Linked DNA regions of Homo sapiens: region 1 is linked to region 2. The links are chromatin contacts, found by Hi-C or POLR2A ChIA-PET in ENCODE. All regions are on one chromosome and are shown on one strand. Each heading gives the region's core, a stretch centred on a gene start or an enhancer-like site at or near the end of the contact. The rest is flanking DNA. Distances are from core to core; before and after follow the strand shown.

Region 1 (3,159 bases), core at 165-2,664, 46 kb after region 2:
TTAAAGCACACAGAAAAACCTCCCAAAAACTGGGGACACAAATTTTGTTCATGTTAGGAAATTCAAGAATAAATATATGAATTTATTCAGAATTTCTCTGTAAATCTAATATAATTTCCATCAAAATGATACTGAGATTTTTTTTAGTTTCTCAAACTTATCCAAAAATTCATACTGAATAGCAAAGACAAAGAATAGCCAAGACAATGTTATAATAAGAAATGTATATTTACTATACAAAATGTCAAGATGGATAATAAAGCTACAGTAATTCAAATTGCTTAGTACTGATACAGGTAAAGACAAATTAATCAATGGAACAGATTAGAAGGATCCAGAAATAGCCTAGGCATCTGTGGAAGTTTATATCCCAAGTGAATGGTCTTTGATTTATAATGGCATTACAAATCGGTAGGGAACAAATGAACTATTTAATAAACTGTTCTTTGGTAATGGACTACTAATATTGAAAAAAAGATCAAATTAAATCTACACCTCATACTGTGACTAAAATAAACTTGAGAGAGATTAAATACCTAAAGGGCAAAAGCAAAACTGTAAAAATATCTACAGGAAAATATACAAGAATATCATCATGCACAAGGAAAAAGAAAGTATACCTTAAATAGGGGGAAAAGCACAAAAACATGAGACCAATAATTTAAATTTAGAAACACCTATATGGCAAAATACTCTTAGAAAGTTTAAATAATAGCTACAAATGGGAGAACATATCAGTAAAACATACATCCAAAAAAAAGATTAGTCTGGAAGTTTTTGTTTTGTTTGTTTTGAGATGGAGTCTTGCTCTGTCGCCCAGGCTGGAGTGCAGTGGCACAATCTCTGCTCACTGCAACCTCTGCCGCCCAGGGTTCAAGCGATTCTCCTGCCTCAGCCTCCCAAGTAGCTGGGATTACAGGCATGTGCCACCATGCCCAGCTAATTTTTTTGTATTTTTAGTAGAGACAGGGTTTCAGCATCTTGGCCAGGCTGGTCTTGACCTCCTGACCTCATGATCCACCTGTCTCGGCCTCCCATCACTTTTGGGTGATGGGATTACAGGCATGAGCCACCACGCCCGGCCGGAATATATATATATATTTTTTAAAGCATTCAAACCAAGCCAGGCATGGTTGTGCACCTCTAATCCCAGCCACACCTTGCGAGGCTGAGGGGACAGGATTGCAACATTCAAATCAATATGAAAAAGATGAACAACAAAATAAAAAATTGGGCCAAGAATATAAACAGGGACCTCAACAAAAGAAAAACAACATGGCCTATAAAATTATGAAAAGATTCTCAATTCACAAGAAATCAGAGCAATATAAATGAAATCAATGAAACATTTTTCATCCATAAGATATGCAAATATTAAAGTCTTACAAGAATTGCAAGAATGTGCAGGAAGAGGAAATACGATTCACTGCCTGGGAGCATAAATGGCTATGGTGAACCAAAAATTGTAAAGTTGACTCATTAATTCCACTTACAGGGATGTGCCTAAGGACATATCTACAAAATTACTCATTGAAGCATTATTTATAAACCTGGGAATATTTAAGTATCAAAAGAGAAAGAGGAACAAAGTTACAATATGCTCAAATATTGGATTGTAAGAGAGCAATTAAAATGAGCCAACCAGCTCTAAATGGCTTATTTTGTTACCTTTGGCAAACCACCTAACTTCTTTAAGCTTCCTCTTTGCTGTGTGTTTTAGTCTAAAATGTAAATATCAGCTTTACAGAGTGAAATGAAAGTAAGAAAGGACTTAAGTAAAAGGTATACTACATAACAGCATGTAAGAAATATCAGAAATAATAAAATCTGATGACCCCTTGTCGGTAAATAGGCATCACTGACATTCTCTGAGAAAAAAAGGGATGAGAACCGAACAAGTGATCTGAGATTAAGTAAATATTTCTTAAAACCTTTAAAAAATGAAAGGGCAGCCAAGTAGGTATGAGAACTAACCAAAGAGGGTTCAGTTCTCAATAAACAGGTAATTATAAAGGAGACTTTAGTAATATAAATTAACAAATATGCTTCATTCCAAAAACAAAGAAGAGAAAACAAACAAAAAACAACAAAGAGGCAAAGGACCAAATGTTTTTGTTTGTTTTTGAAACTCTCACCCAGGCTGGAGTGCAGTGGTGCATACTTGGGCCACTGCAACCTCCACCTCCTGGGTTCAAGCACTTCTCCTGCTTCAGCCTCCCAAGTAGCTGGGATTACAGGTGCCTGCCACCACACCTGGCTAATTTTTGTATTTTTAGTGGAGACACAAGGTTTCACCATGTTGGCCAGGCTAGTCTTGAACTCCTGACCTCAAGTGATCTGCCAGTCTGCCTCCCAAAGTGCTGGGATTACAGGCGTGAGCCACAGCACCTGGCAAGACCAACTGATTTTTAATAAAAAATAATATGAAACAGGACTTATACTGAAGTACCCTCTAAAGTTATGACTTTTATTAACTTTCTTCCCAGTTTTTATTTTGTGCTAAGTGGAAGCTTCAGATGACTCCAAGGGAGTATGAAAATTGGGAAACTTTTTTTTTTTTTTTTTTTGAGACGGAGTCTCGCTCTGTCGCCCAGGCTGGAGTACAGTGGCCTCATCTCGGCTCATTGCAAGCTCCGCCTCCCGGGTGCACGCCATTCTCCTGCCTCAGCCTCCGGAGTAGCTGGGACTACAGGCACCTGCCACCATGCCCGGCTAATTTTTTGTATTTTTAGTAGAGACGGGGTTTCACCGTGTTAGCCAGGATGGTCTCGATCTCCTAACCTCGTGATCCGCCTGTCTCGGCCTCCCAAGGTGCTGGGATTAAAGGCGTGAGCCACCGCGCCCGGCGGGAAATGTATTTTTTTAATACTCAGTATCTTTATATGAGAAGAAAATAATTTTGGATATGAAGGCAACTTCTAATAGCACTATTAAGCTATCATGAAAAGACAACTTAGAATGTTTTTCAGAGGGAATATTAATCTGAGAAGTTCTAATTTCCCATAAACTATTTCTGTTAACCTTCAAAAGCGATAGTGAGGCATTTGAACTTAGTTCAGAAAGAATGTGTCGAAAATCCTAGGCAGTATCGTGAAACACCTAATAAAGACCAAAAGAGGCAATAGGCCCCTTTTGGTTGGACACAGCCTACTTGCCCCT
Region 2 (3,090 bases), core at 431-2,930:
TTTTGTATCATTATTCTTGATCATGCTTTTTTTCATAGCTGTGAAATCGCCTTCTACACATAGAAAACTGAGCAGACCAGGCAGGGTGGCTCATGCCTGTAATCCTAGCAGTTTGGGAGGCCAAGGTGGGAGGATCACTTGAGGCCAGGAGTTCGACACCAGCCTGGCCAATATGATATGAACCCCGTCTCTACTAAAAATACAAAAATTAGCCAGGTGTAGTGGAGCATGCCAGTAATCTCAGCTACTCGGGAGGCTGAGGCAGGAGAATCGCTTGAATGTGGGAGGTGGAGGTTGCAGTGAGCTGAGATCGCGCCATTGCACTCCAGCCCAAGCAACAGAGCAAGATTCCGTCTTAAAAAAAAAAAAAAAAAAAAAAAACAGCGAGAGAAAAGAAAAGAAAACTGAGCAGACCACAATCAAAAGCTACAGGAAAAAGTAAGTGGTCCAGCCTTCAGAGTTCTCCATCACATCACATATGATCAGAATCACAAGTAAATGATGTTTGCTGTCTCACTGTACCCCAACAGAAGATACATTTTTGTAATAGTCTTCTCTTGCGTGGAATCTGTGTAGTAACCACTGAGAGAGAGTAGTGTATGGTGGGTAAAAGGGCTGATTCTATAGCCAGATGGCTAGATATTGAATTCTGGCTTTAGTATTTACTATCTGTATGACCTTGAGAAAGTTACTTAAACTTTTCTTTGTCTCTGTTTCCTACTTTGTAAAATGGCAGTAATACTACACTTAAGAAGAGAGAATCCCAGGGCCTGGAAAAAAAGCTGTACATGCTGGGACCTAGACTCCTTAATCTCTGGAAGCTTCTAGAACAGTCCTCCAATGATTCTCAGACTCCTAACAGGTTTTTGAAAGAAGTGCAATGAAATATCCCACTGAGAACAAAAATGTTCACAGTCTGTCAAGTGTGGTTTCAAACTTTAAACCTTTTACCTTTAAAAAGCTAAATCTACTTTTCCCTTTTAAGATTGGTAGATCTAAATATTATACTATAATTCATAAAATGCATGTGTATAAAAATACATTTAATATTATATCTTGTATAAGGTAAATATAATTATATTACATATATGCATACACACACACACACACACATATGCCATGTTGGAACCATTAGGTTCTAGGCACCTAATATTTTATCTAATTCTAACTATACTCTAAGAAATAATTATTGCTTTTTCCAAGCTTACTATGAACTATCTGCAACTCAGAAAAATAAACAACTTACCAAAGCTACATCCAGGTTAAATGATATGTCACTGGCAGTCTATAAAATCTTTTAAATAGAGGCCAGCTTCATCAAAAAAACAGCTTTAAGTTCAAAATCTCTTTCTACATTTGAAAGCAGCATGTTCCTAAACTTTATTTGACACTTCCCAGAATAATTCTGGCAGTATTGGTAGCTTTGAATGTGCTGCTGTGTAGTCCTAAGATATATTGGGTTTCTCAATGTCTCAATTTTCATAATCAATAAAACTAGTACAATATCCATACTGTTTTGCTTACTGAGAGTATTCTAAGAATCAAACACAATATCGGAAGCAAATTTGTATTGAAAATTTGTAGATGTACAGATTTACAGATTTTGATGTATCAAACATTTCAATTTACCTGAATCATGTCCTTTTCTATACTACCCAGCAGGCAGGTGACCTAGAACACATGGAGACAAGAAATTACTCTGCCATGACTGAATTCTTTCTGGTGGGGCTTTCCCAATATCCAGAGCTCCAGCTTTTTCTGTTCCTGCTCTGCCTCATCATGTACATGATAATCCTCCTGGGAAATAGCCTCCTCATTATCATCACCATCTTGGATTCTCGCCTCCATACTCCCATGTATTTCTTTCTTGGAAACCTCTCATTCTTGGACATCTGTTACACATCCTCATCCATTCCTCCAATGCTTATTATATTTATGTCTGAGAGAAAATCCATCTCCTTCATTGGCTGTGCTCTGCAGATGGTTGTGTCCCTTGGCTTGGGCTCCACTGAGTGTGTCCTCCTGGCTGTGATGGCCTATGACCACTATGTGGCCATCTGCAACCCACTGAGGTACTCCATCATCATGAACGGAGTGCTGTATGTGCAAATGGCTGCATGGTCCTGGATCATAGGCTGTCTGACCTCCCTATTGCAAACAGTTCTGACAATGATGTTGCCTTTCTGTGGGAATAATGTCATTGATCATATTACCTGTGAAATTTTGGCCCTTCTAAAACTTGTTTGTTCAGATATCACCATCAATGTGCTTATCATGACAGTGACAAATATTGTTTCACTGGTGATTCTTCTACTGTTAATTTTCATCTCCTATGTGTTTATTCTCTCTTCCATCCTGAGAATTAATTGTGCTGAGGGAAGAAAGAAAGCCTTCTCTACCTGTTCAGCGCACTCGATTGTGGTCATCTTATTCTACGGTTCAGCCCTTTTTATGTACATGAAACCCAAGTCAAAGAACACTAATACATCTGATGAGATTATTGGGCTGTCTTATGGAGTGGTAAGCCCAATGTTAAATCCCATCATCTATAGCCTCAGGAATAAAGAGGTCAAAGAGGCTGTAAAGAAAGTCCTGAGCAGACATCTGCATTTATTGAAAATGTGAAAAACCTTGGGCATGCGATATCCTCAATGGGGCAAGAGAGCTTGTCTTTTGTATTTAGATACTGCAAAACCTACTGTCACGAGAGCTTGTGTGTTTGCAAAACCAACTATTAGATTCCCATTCTTTTCAACGTAGAATTTTCATGCTCATGTAACCTTCTTAATAGTGCCTTGTCTGCTGGGTTTGTAGCTGTAAGCAGTTCTGCAAACTGGCCCTATAAAAATATTGATGCTGTCCATTAAAATGAATCTCTCTCTCTCACTCAGTCTCTCTCTCTGTCTGTCTCTCTTTCTTCTCTCTCCTGCCATGTGTGTGTCTCTCTCTACTCCTCTGATTTTGTCCTCTCTCTCTATTCTGCTACTCTCTCTCCTCTCCTCCGTATATTTTCTTTCTCTTCCTTTCTTTTCTGTTGTCTCCTTTCTCAGTCACTTTGAAGTGGATATATAGTTGTTGTGCAGCATCCCT

What was found. A loop is a pair of places that touch in the nucleus more often than their neighbours do. ChIA-PET counts read pairs that join two places held with the same protein, here RNA polymerase II (POLR2A). Pooled maps may share reads with other maps.
Region 1: a map of endothelial cell of hepatic sinusoid shows a loop between it and region 2 (4-fold over the local background). The contact joins the enhancer-like site here to the promoter of OR13D1 in region 2. A Hi-C loop is called at or near these places in 12 of 168 maps with a recorded cell type or tissue (Caco-2, GM12878, HCT116 and 9 more), 25 of 37 single-sample maps with no recorded cell type and 15 of 50 pooled maps. POLR2A ChIA-PET finds 5 or more read pairs at or near these places in 2 of 52 experiments (activated CD4-positive, alpha-beta T cell and activated T-cell).

The regions. Positions count from the first base shown.
Region 1 is chr9:104,739,342-104,742,500 of GRCh38, forward strand. All of the region lies in intron 1 of LOC107987105 (a long non-coding RNA gene), which reads right to left. Among named protein-coding and RNA genes, the nearest start is that of NIPSNAP3A, 6.8 kb to the right of the region's middle. Within about 2 kb of position 1,415, at least 2 of the 41 ENCODE cell types and tissues checked have a DNase peak (open chromatin) inside an H3K27ac peak, as active enhancers do; they include PC-3, where a contact is called at or near this core.
Region 2 is chr9:104,692,838-104,695,927 of GRCh38, forward strand. It overlaps OR13D1 (olfactory receptor family 13 subfamily D member 1), which reads left to right and starts at 1,681. Exons shown (of 1, transcript NM_001004484.2): 1 at 1,681-2,625. The coding sequence starts at 1,681. The coding sequence ends at 2,625. All of the region lies in intron 1 of LOC107987105 (a long non-coding RNA gene), which reads right to left.